Regions from separate parts of the Homo sapiens genome. Here regions 2 and 3 are each linked to region 1. Evidence: chromatin contacts called from ENCODE Hi-C or POLR2A ChIA-PET data. All regions are on one chromosome and are shown on one strand. Each heading gives the region's core, a stretch centred on a gene start or an enhancer-like site at or near the end of the contact. The rest is flanking DNA. Distances are from core to core; before and after follow the strand shown.

Region 1 (2,860 bases), core at 11-2,510:
ACAAATAGGCTTCCGTTGATGAATTTCTGAGTGTTATCAAATCTGGAATGTCTCTTCCTTTTTTTTATTATTATTATACTTTAAGTTTTAGGGTACATGTGCACAACGTGCAGGTTTGTTACATATGTATACATGTGCCATGTTGGTGTGCTGCACCCATTAACTCGTCATTTAACATTAGGTATATCTCCTAATGCTGTCCTTCCCCCCTCCCCTGACCCCACAACAGGCCCCAGTGTGTGATGTTCCCCTTCCTGTGTCCATATTCAACATTCTTAAAGAAAAGAATTTTCAACCCAGAATTCCATACGGAATATCTCTTCTAAGAAGCTGTCTCCCTCAAGGCCAGGCCTCCCACTTGCCCACCATTGCACACATAGTGCTTCTCTTTGAAATCCTCAAGCACAGGAAAAGTACAATAAAATGCAGGAGAAGAGGGCCATAGGTAACTAGGACATGGTAAGAGTTGCTTCCTTTTTATTTTCTTCATGTTTACACTCTTGCAGTATAAACTTTTAGTTTCAAAATTGGCAGGGCCAATTTAATGACAGTTCTATGATATTTACAACACTTGTAATTCTGCTTCGTCCCCACCCACTCAGTGGTACATTACATTGCGCTGTTGGTGGATATATGTGCTTCGCCCTCCCTCCATGAAATCACCCCAGAAATGAATATTTCACTTGAGTATGTTGTTTTGTTTTTACCAAATTCCAGGCTCTCACAAAGTAGGTGTTGAGTACATATCATTGTGTCAATGTTTCAGGAAGAAAAATCAAAGGCATCTCAAATAGCACTTCTCATATCCCTAGACGAATCAGATTGACCCTAATGAGCGCAGACAAATAAAGCACTTGTCAGTAATTGTTCAAGACTGGGAGGAATGCAGACTTCCCCAAGCAAGTGGTGGTTTGCAGGTTCCTCTACCAAGGCTTCTCACCACCTGGGCTCAAGCCCAAATATCACCCTATGGTAGTGCTTCTTACGCTTGGCTGCACGTTAGAACCCTCTGGGCAGCTTTCAGAAAACCAATACTAGAGTTTCCACTTCTAGAGGTGCTGATTTTAATTGGCCTGGGTGGAAGGCCTGGCCACAGAAAGTTTCTAGGTTCCCTAGGTGATTCTGCTGTGCAGCCAAGGCTGAGTGCCACTGCCCTGCAGGAAATATTACCCTGAAGAAGTATTGGTCATAGTCTGAGTCAGGCTGGATGGCGCCGGCCCGGCTGAGTTCTTGTCAAGAGTGTTCTTGACTGTGTGAGGCACAGATTGCCATTGTTGGCAAGACTCGGCTGAGAATGTTTACCTGTAGTTTGCATGGGCCAATCCCACCAGGTGTGGCTTCTTCCACCGATCAGTGCTTCAAAGCTGTCCTCTGAGCAGCTCAGACCCGATGGCAGCCAAATAATGTGTTCACCAGTACGTATGTGTCTGCAGCTGCCTTCTTTAGCCATCCCAAGGGAAAAGCAATGGATTAATTGCTATTTGGTCAGAATTACTGCAATAAAACTCATTCCTCAAAAATCTATTCTCTAATAGTTATTGGTCTCAGCAGCAGATATTAGGTTCTGAGAAATCGTATGGTACTGTAAGGAGATTTGGGTAGCCTTTTATGCCAGTATGGCATGGCAGTACAGTTTTCTTAGGATGACTTTGACACATCAGCATTCTTTTTTTTTTTTTTTCTTTTTCATACTTTAAGTTCTGGGATACATGTGCAGAACATATAGGTTTGTTACATAGGTATACACGTGCCATGGTGATTTGCTGCACCCATCAACATGTCATCTACATTAGGTATTTCTCCTAATGCTATCCCTCCCCTAGTCCCCACCCACCGACAGGCCCCAGTGTGTGATGTTCCCCTCCCTGTGCTCATGTGTTCTCATTGTTCAACTCCCACTTATGAGTAGGAACGTGCAGTGTTTGGTTTTCTGTTTTTGTGTTAGTTTGCTAAGAATGACGGTTTCCAGCTTCATTCAGGTCCCTGCAAAGGACATGAACTCATTCTTTTTTATGGCTGCATAGTATTCCATGGTGTATATATGCCACATTTTCTTTTTTTTTTTTTTTCCCAAGGCAGAGGAATTTTTCTTAGTGCAGAACAAAATGAAAAGTCTCCCATGTCTACTTCTTTCTACACAGACACGGCAACCATCCGATTTCTCAATCTTTTCCCCACCTTTCCCACCTTTCTATTCCACAAAGCCGCCATTGTCATCCTGGCCCGTTCTCAATGAGCTGTTGGGCACACCTCCCAGACGGGGTGGTGGCCGGGCAGAGGGGCTCCTCACTTCCCAGTAGGGGCGGCCGGGCAGAGGCGCCCCTCACCTCCCGGACGGGGCGGCTGGCCGGGCGGGGGGGCTGACCCCCCCCACCTCCCTCCCGGACGGGGCGGCTGGCCGGGCGGGGGGCTGACCCCCCCACCTCCCTCCCGGACGGGGCGGCTGGCCGGGCAGAGGGGCTCCTCACTTCCCAGTAGGGGCGGCCGGGCAGAGGCGCCCCTCATCTCCTGGACGGGGCGGCTGGCCGGGCAGGGGGGCTGACCCCCCCCCCACCTCCCTCCCGGACGGGGCGGCTGGCCGGGCGGGGGGCTGACCCCCCCACCTCCCTCCGGGACGGGGCGGCTGGCCGGGCGGGGGGCTGACCCCCCTACCTCCCTCCCGGACGGGGCGGCTGGCCGGGCGGGGGGCTGACCCCCCCACCTCCCTCCCGGACGGGGCGGCTGGCCGGGCGGGGGGCTGACCCCCCCACCTCCCTCCCGGACGGGGCGGCTGACCGGGCGGGGGGCTGACCCCCCCACCTCCCTCCCGGATGGGGCGGCTGGCCGGCCACATTTTCTTTATCCAGTCTATCATTGATGG
Region 2 (3,124 bases), core at 563-3,062, 260 kb after region 1:
TTCTCTGCCAGCTCCATTTTTCCTTAATTCTGAAACTCTCTGGAATAGGTTTTCACTATCCTCATAAACAACCATCAAATTCGTGGACTTTATGATCCTAGGGCAACTGAGCAAGACCACCTCAGGCAGGCTGGATGGGCTCCGGGCAGAACATCTGGCCCTGGCACTACCACTTCCCTACGTCACATCCAGTCCACAGAAGGTGGTGACACCAGGGCAGTGTGGCCTGCAGCACAATAGGCAACTCCCTTGGTGAGTCTGCTGTAGTACTGCCTGGGGTGGCTGGGGATTTCAGCGCCAGCTTCACCCATCTTCCCACAGATCCTGAGCAGAGGCTGGTGGGGGAGTCCCTGGCCACCATCATCATCACCCTGTTTGCCTTCACCCTCCTGGGTAGTGATGGAAGTCACCTCTATGTTCTTCTGACCTTGGAGGAAGGGAAGTGCTATGGAAGGCCACTTAGCCTAGCCACGACCCCTTCTTGTACCTGCCCCACCTCACCCAGCATTATAAGTCAACAGATCCAAACGCAGCCACAGCTCATCAGCTCTGCCCAGGTGAAAAGAGGTGTGGGAGCCCAGAACCCTGGGGGAGCCACAGAAAAAGACGCTTGAGAATAAGTGATAAGTTGCAAATAGGAGGGGCAGTCACTGAGCCGAGCCTGCCCTCACATCCTGATGACTCTTTCTTAAGGCCTGCCTCCACTGCCACCCCTACCACCTCAGGACTTGGGCACCCACAGCAGCCCCCAGCAGAGCCCCGGGTGCCCTTGGGACATACTTCCAAACCGCCTGGCAGCAGCCACATTCTCTCACCTGGGAGACAGAAAAACATTCTAGAAAGACCTGGATGCAAATCCTGTCTATGCCACTCACCTGCTGTCCGACTCAGGGCAAGTGACTTTTACCTCTTGGAACCTCAAATTCCTCACCTGTAAGATAGGGAGAGGGCAGTACTGTGGGGTGGTTAAAAACACTGATGTGGGAGCCAGACGGCTTGGGTTTAATCCCAGCTCTGCCATTTCTGGCCATGCAACTCACGCTTCCTTGGCTGTGAACCAGGGACTGCAACAGTATATATCTCACGGGCTGCTGTGAGGGTGAAGTGAGTTCAGCTCAGTGAAGTGTAGAGAGCAGGGCCTGGCGCATAGGATGTGCCCAGCCATGTCAGCTAATATACTAGAGAGGGCCCTGGCTGTGGATACAAAGAGATCTAGATTCTAAAGGTAACCTGAGGCTAATCCTGGCTATGTGATTTTATACTCTAAGGCCAGTTTCCTCACCTGTAAAATGGGGGAAGGATAAAATGAGGGTAGTCAAGAAAATCAGAGATGATGCACATACCATGCATAATGCCTGCCACACGGGTGCTTCTTAAGTGACCAGGTGGTTTATCAGTGTGATCACTGACAGAACATGTAATGTGAAACAGAGCACATGAGCACAGGCTATGTAGAACGGTGCTTGACAGGGGGCCTTACATAATAAAGCCAACCGCCTGGGTTTGAAACCCAGCTCTGCCACTTATGAGCTGTAGGACTTCAACAAGCTGCTCAGTCTCTCTGTGACTCAATTTTCTTCTCTGTAAAATGGGGACAGTAATAGCACGTATCCTTCAAAGGGCTATAGTAAGAATGAGCTGAGCAAATGCACGAGAAAGCACCAGGCACAGAGCCTGGCCCATCCTGAGTGGCCACTCACGGGCAGTGGGTGGGGCAGTGGGTGGGGCTATCACAGCATCAGAAGCAGCTTGCCATGAACAGAGCAGGATGAAAGGCATCTCCGTCCCCCGCCCCGCTACGATGGCTCCATTCTCCAGCAGCTCCAGGGGCTTCATGACCTGAATGCAGTAAACCAAAGCCCAGGAAAGACTGGGCCAGCCCTGTGCCAGGAATCCTGGGCCCCGAGACACTAGTTTCTGTTTTTGTTTTTGCTTTACTGAAATAGAGAATCTCAAGCTCAGAGGGAAGCAGTTGGTGGAGCTGGGCCTTGGACCAGCTCTGGGAGACTGACTCAGGAACGCCTGCTATTAACCTCCATGGCAACTGGCGGTGTGGGGGACGGGGTTTTAGAGTAAGGCAGCCCTAGGTTCAGATTCCAGCTGCCCACCTCACAGGCGCAGATCCCCCATCACCTCCCACTACCCTAGCAGGTGCCTGGCCTCCTTAGTTGGGAGTGCAGCCCACCCCACCTGGCCTAGTCTCTCCAAAGACAGTCATTCTCTTCCCTGAGCCGAGACCTTCCAAGGGGTCTGGAAGACTTCCATTCTCAGGCGGGAGCCAAGGGTACAAGATCCACTCCTAAAATGCTGACTAGTCCTGTCCTGTGGAATTTGACTTGGCGGACCTTGAATTGCATTACTGCTGCTCGCTCAATCCTAAGTAAATGGGTACACTTCCCTGAACCTCAGTTTCCCCACCTGCAACCAGGAAGTCAGTGAGAAGAGCAGGCCTTGGTGGCACAGGTGGGCTGAGCACTGGACCTGGAGTTAGGAGACAAGTTCCAGCTCCCCTTGCCTCTGCCCCTTCACCTCTCTGAGCGTCACCCACCACAGCTGCAAAATGCAGATCAGTCATGAATGCCCTGACTGTTCCAAGCACCCTCAGGAGACCCAGGGCACTGGTGTGCAGGAGCTTTTCACAATGGGAGCCTAGTGCAAGCACAGAAGGGGGCTACTGCTACTTCTCTGAGGAGGGAGAGGGTTTATTTCAAAAGGCATCACAGCCTTAATGAGAAAGGACATGACATGCTACTGGTGGGATCTTGACATCAACCAGGGAATGGACTTGCCTGGTTACTGGGTTTCCTCCAGTGTGTGACTTTGGGCCACTCACACATCGGGTTTCAGTTTCTACACCTGTGAAATGGGAAACAAAAAGCCCTCTTGCTATGAGAAATCAGTAAGAATACAGCACAGGAAGTGCTTAGGCAAGTCACTAGCACACAGCTGGGGCACAATGCCTGCCCCTCTGCAAAAGGAGCAAACTTTGGGGAAGCAAGACCACCCCACCCAGAGGGTATAATTCAGAAGGTCTGGGGTGGAGTCCAAGAATCTGCATTTTATCAGGTGTCCTAGGCAATTCCTCCTCATACAGGTCCTCCTCTGCCCTGGGTTTCTAGTACAA
Region 3 (3,307 bases), core at 780-3,279, 290 kb after region 1:
CTGGGATTACAGGCATGAGCCACCACGTCCGGCACTTTTCAAGGCAAGGGCTGGTGTCCTTGCTGGCCTCTGGTGGGCTGGGTCACTTGTCTTGACCTGTCCTCCCAAGGCAGGGGACCACTCTGGCCTCAGACACCCAGTGTGGGGGCTGGCAGAAGTGTGGGGGCTGGCAGAAGTGGAGAGGTCACGGCTCACCCTCTTCCCTGCTCACCCTGCGCTTACTCCATTTAATTCGTTTACTCCCTGTCTCTCTCTGTCTCGTGCACCTTCATTCCGCAAGCCCCTCATGAGCCTGCCACAGGTGAGTCCTTGCCCCAGTGCTGGGAGTTCAGACAAATCAGAAACAGTCCCTGTCCTTGAGAAGGTGACCACCGTCTGGTGGGAGAGACAGAAGTGATGGATCATGAAGTCACAGAGTCCGTGAGGGAGCGTGTACAGATGGGGTGTTCTGCAACCTGGACAGAGCCCTGGATGGCACTAGTGAGCTCTGGAGACAGAGAGAGATGGGGAGGAATTGTGGGTAGAAGGATCCGCCCACACAAAGGCGTGGAAGCTGGGACAGCCTGGGGGGCTTGAATGCCAGGCCGGGGAGCTGGATCCCCCACCCTGCTGGGAGCCATCTAAGGTGCTGGAGCAGGGGAGTAACAAGCTCAGCTCGTTTTAGACGTTCTTTAAGCAATTCCACAGGAGAAGTTACTCATCCCGATGCAGAGCCTTGTGTTAGAAACAGATGTCACTGCTGCCACCTCCACAGAGGGCCTCCTGGCTTTGGAAACAACAATTGCCGCTTGACAACTCAGATATAATTATGTCTGTAATCCCACCAAAATACCACTTGATCGTTTCATTTTTGTAGCATGAGGAGGTGGGAAAATGAAGGCGTCTGAGCCTTGCCCCTGACATGCAGGCTCCCCCACCTCCCAGGAAAGGGGAGGACCTGCAGGGCCACAGGGCAGGATGACAAGAGGAGAGCAGTTCTCTCCTATCCCAGGGGTGTCTGACCCCTAGGGCCAGGCCTGCTCAAAGTAGGGGCAGGACAAGATAAGGCAGAGAGATGGGGAGGCCTGGGTCCAAATCTCAGCTCTGTCCCTGCAAGCCGTGTGGCCCAGGACAATGCACCTCCCCTCTCTGGGCCTCAACATCCTCGTCCGTAAGATGAAGAGAAAAACAGCACTGACTAGCAAAGACTGGGCTGCATGCTATGGTCCAGGCGCTGTGAGAACTTCAAGATCCAGGCCCATGAGAGGAGCCACCCTCAGCTATCTCTTCACTCCCCATCTGCCTTGATTTTGTCACCTTCTATGAGTGAGATTTGTGTTATCTGAGCCTCGAGTTGTAAGGATTAAATGAGACAATACTTAGAAAGTGCTCAGCACAGGGCCTGACTCAGAGTACTATGCAGAACAGGATTCAAAATCCCCCATCGTACAGACAGCAGAGGTGGTAGAGCTGGGATTCGAACCCAGGCCAGTGGGACTTGGAGTGCAAGCTCTGACCACCACCCTGCCTCTCCCACAATGCCCGCCTTACCCCCTCTCAAAGCAGTGGTAGGTGGAACAGGTGCCTATAACCCATCAAAGGGTGGCAGTGACTGAGTGTCTGTTGGCCCCAGCCTGGTGACCACAGTGCAGCAGCCCTGCCTGACAGATCACATGCTGGTCCACCTCACCCTGTGCCCTTTCTCTTGGTGGACAGCTGTCCCAGCCCCAGACCTTGTTCCATCCAGTGTCCCTGACCAGGGTCCCCTTTCAGAACCCCTGGCTTTCTGGTCAACCTAGGCCCAGCTGGCACAGCCAGTCATGCCAGGCCCAGCCATTGACAGGTGCTCCCGGATCTGAGCTGCTCCCAGCCCCCAGCAGTATGTTCTACACCTTGTTTAGCCAGCTAACACCTTGTTGGGCCAGCTCCCTGTGGCCCCTGACACACAAACCCCTGGGACTTCAACACTCACTGGGAGGAGCCACCCAGAAGTCCACTTGCTACCCTCTGCTGCCCCCAACTGGCAGGAAACCACCCTGCGCAGACACCTCCATCTCCATCTGAACTCACCACCTAAGAACTTGGTCTCTGGTCCCCTAGGAACCCCTCCAGCCCCTCTCCACCTTCTACTGCCAGGGCTGAGCCCTAGAAGTTCAGTCAGGGGTGATGTTGCTTTGGGGCCGTGACGGAAGGGTATGGAAGTGGGAGGGGTCTGCCCAGTTACCTGGGGCTCTGGAGGAAATGTGGGGTGGAGGTGCACCCCTCACACAAGCAAAGGGAACAGGTGTGGGGAATGCTGCCTTGTGCCAGGCACTGAGCCCTCACAGCCACTCTGTGGGGAGGGGTTCCTGCCCATTTACAGACAGGGAAAGAGAGTGGGGCAACTTGCCTGAGCCATCCTACAGAAGGGAGCAGTGGCCAAGATTCTAATCCTGCTTCATCCCTGGGTTGGGGGGACTATCCCTGGGAGAGGCCAGCACTGTACCCCAAGACCCTGAGTGGGTGTGAAGAGAGGAAGAAAGGCCCCCACAGAGAGCATTCCACTCGCCAGTTACTGAACCTGGCAGGGACTGGGGTGGTGGCCTTTACACCTTAACGGGAACCAGTTCATCTGATTCCATGCTGCCCAACAGGCTTAAGTGCAGGGCTGGGGAAATGGAATTTACAGGGATGGCCTTCTGATGTATTTGGAAGTCCCCAGGGCAGGAAGAGGAGGGGGTACAGAGGCTGGCTTGTTCCCTTCACTTCCATCCTCCTCACTCACACTGCCCAAGCCAGCTGCCACTTGCCAGGATGAGGCAGAAGATTCCAGGGATCCTTGAAGTGGGCTCTTCCCCCTACCCCTGCCCAAGGGCATTCTGAGCACAGATGTTGGGGGGGTTGGAACAGGCTCCTGAGAACCTGCTTGAGAAAAGCAATTTGCTTGTCCCCCCAACCCCATGCTGGATCCCCACCCAGTCTTGGTCTCTGCCCACTGAAGGAGCTCCAGACTCTCCTAGCCTGGTCAAGTATGCTGCACTCCATGTCTGCTCTGGCCTACTCTGGCCCACCTCACCTCCCTTGCTGAGGACCTCATACTCCTGTTAATATGGCCTTAGATCCCATCTGCTCTGTTCACTGCCGTGGATCTCTTGTCGCTTCCATTCCAGCCACTTCCTCACATTTCAGCCCCCAAACTGCGCTCAGTTCCTGCTGTCATTTGCTCATGCTGTTTCCCATGTCCTGGCCTTTGCCTGGAATGTCCTTTCCCCTTCACCTGCCTGGAAATTACTTCACCAAGCCCCGGCTGGCCCTTCTGTATTTCTGCAGGTAGCAACTACGTTTTCAT

What was found. A loop is a pair of places that touch in the nucleus more often than their neighbours do. ChIA-PET counts read pairs that join two places held with the same protein, here RNA polymerase II (POLR2A). Pooled maps may share reads with other maps.
Region 2: a pooled map shows a loop between it and region 1 (2.3-fold over the local background). The contact joins two enhancer-like sites. A Hi-C loop is called at or near these places in 2 of 168 maps with a recorded cell type or tissue (heart right ventricle and right lobe of liver) and 4 of 50 pooled maps. POLR2A ChIA-PET finds 5 or more read pairs at or near these places in 2 of 52 experiments (AG04450 and activated T-cell).
Region 3: a pooled map shows a loop between it and region 1 (2.6-fold over the local background). The contact joins two enhancer-like sites. A Hi-C loop is called at or near these places in 9 of 168 maps with a recorded cell type or tissue (HL-60/S4, aorta, heart right ventricle and 6 more) and 4 of 50 pooled maps. POLR2A ChIA-PET finds 5 or more read pairs at or near these places in 3 of 52 experiments (AG04450, B cell and activated T-cell).

Annotation. Positions count from the first base shown.
Region 1 is chr9:121,970,956-121,973,815 of GRCh38, reverse strand. All of the region lies in intron 6 of TTLL11 (tubulin tyrosine ligase like 11), which reads left to right. Among named protein-coding and RNA genes, the nearest start is that of TTLL11, 120 kb to the left of the region's middle. Within about 2 kb of position 1,260, at least 11 of the 41 ENCODE cell types and tissues checked have a DNase peak (open chromatin) inside an H3K27ac peak, as active enhancers do.
Region 2 is chr9:121,707,964-121,711,087 of GRCh38, reverse strand. All of the region lies in intron 3 of DAB2IP (DAB2 interacting protein), which reads right to left. Among named protein-coding and RNA genes, the nearest start is that of DAB2IP, 58 kb to the right of the region's middle. Within about 2 kb of position 1,812, at least 6 of the 41 ENCODE cell types and tissues checked have a DNase peak (open chromatin) inside an H3K27ac peak, as active enhancers do.
Region 3 is chr9:121,685,738-121,689,044 of GRCh38, reverse strand. The region is part of intron 2 of DAB2IP (DAB2 interacting protein); the gene reads right to left. Among named protein-coding and RNA genes, the nearest start is that of DAB2IP, 36 kb to the right of the region's middle. RefSeq lists an enhancer at 1,729-1,878. Within about 2 kb of position 2,029, at least 6 of the 41 ENCODE cell types and tissues checked have a DNase peak (open chromatin) inside an H3K27ac peak, as active enhancers do.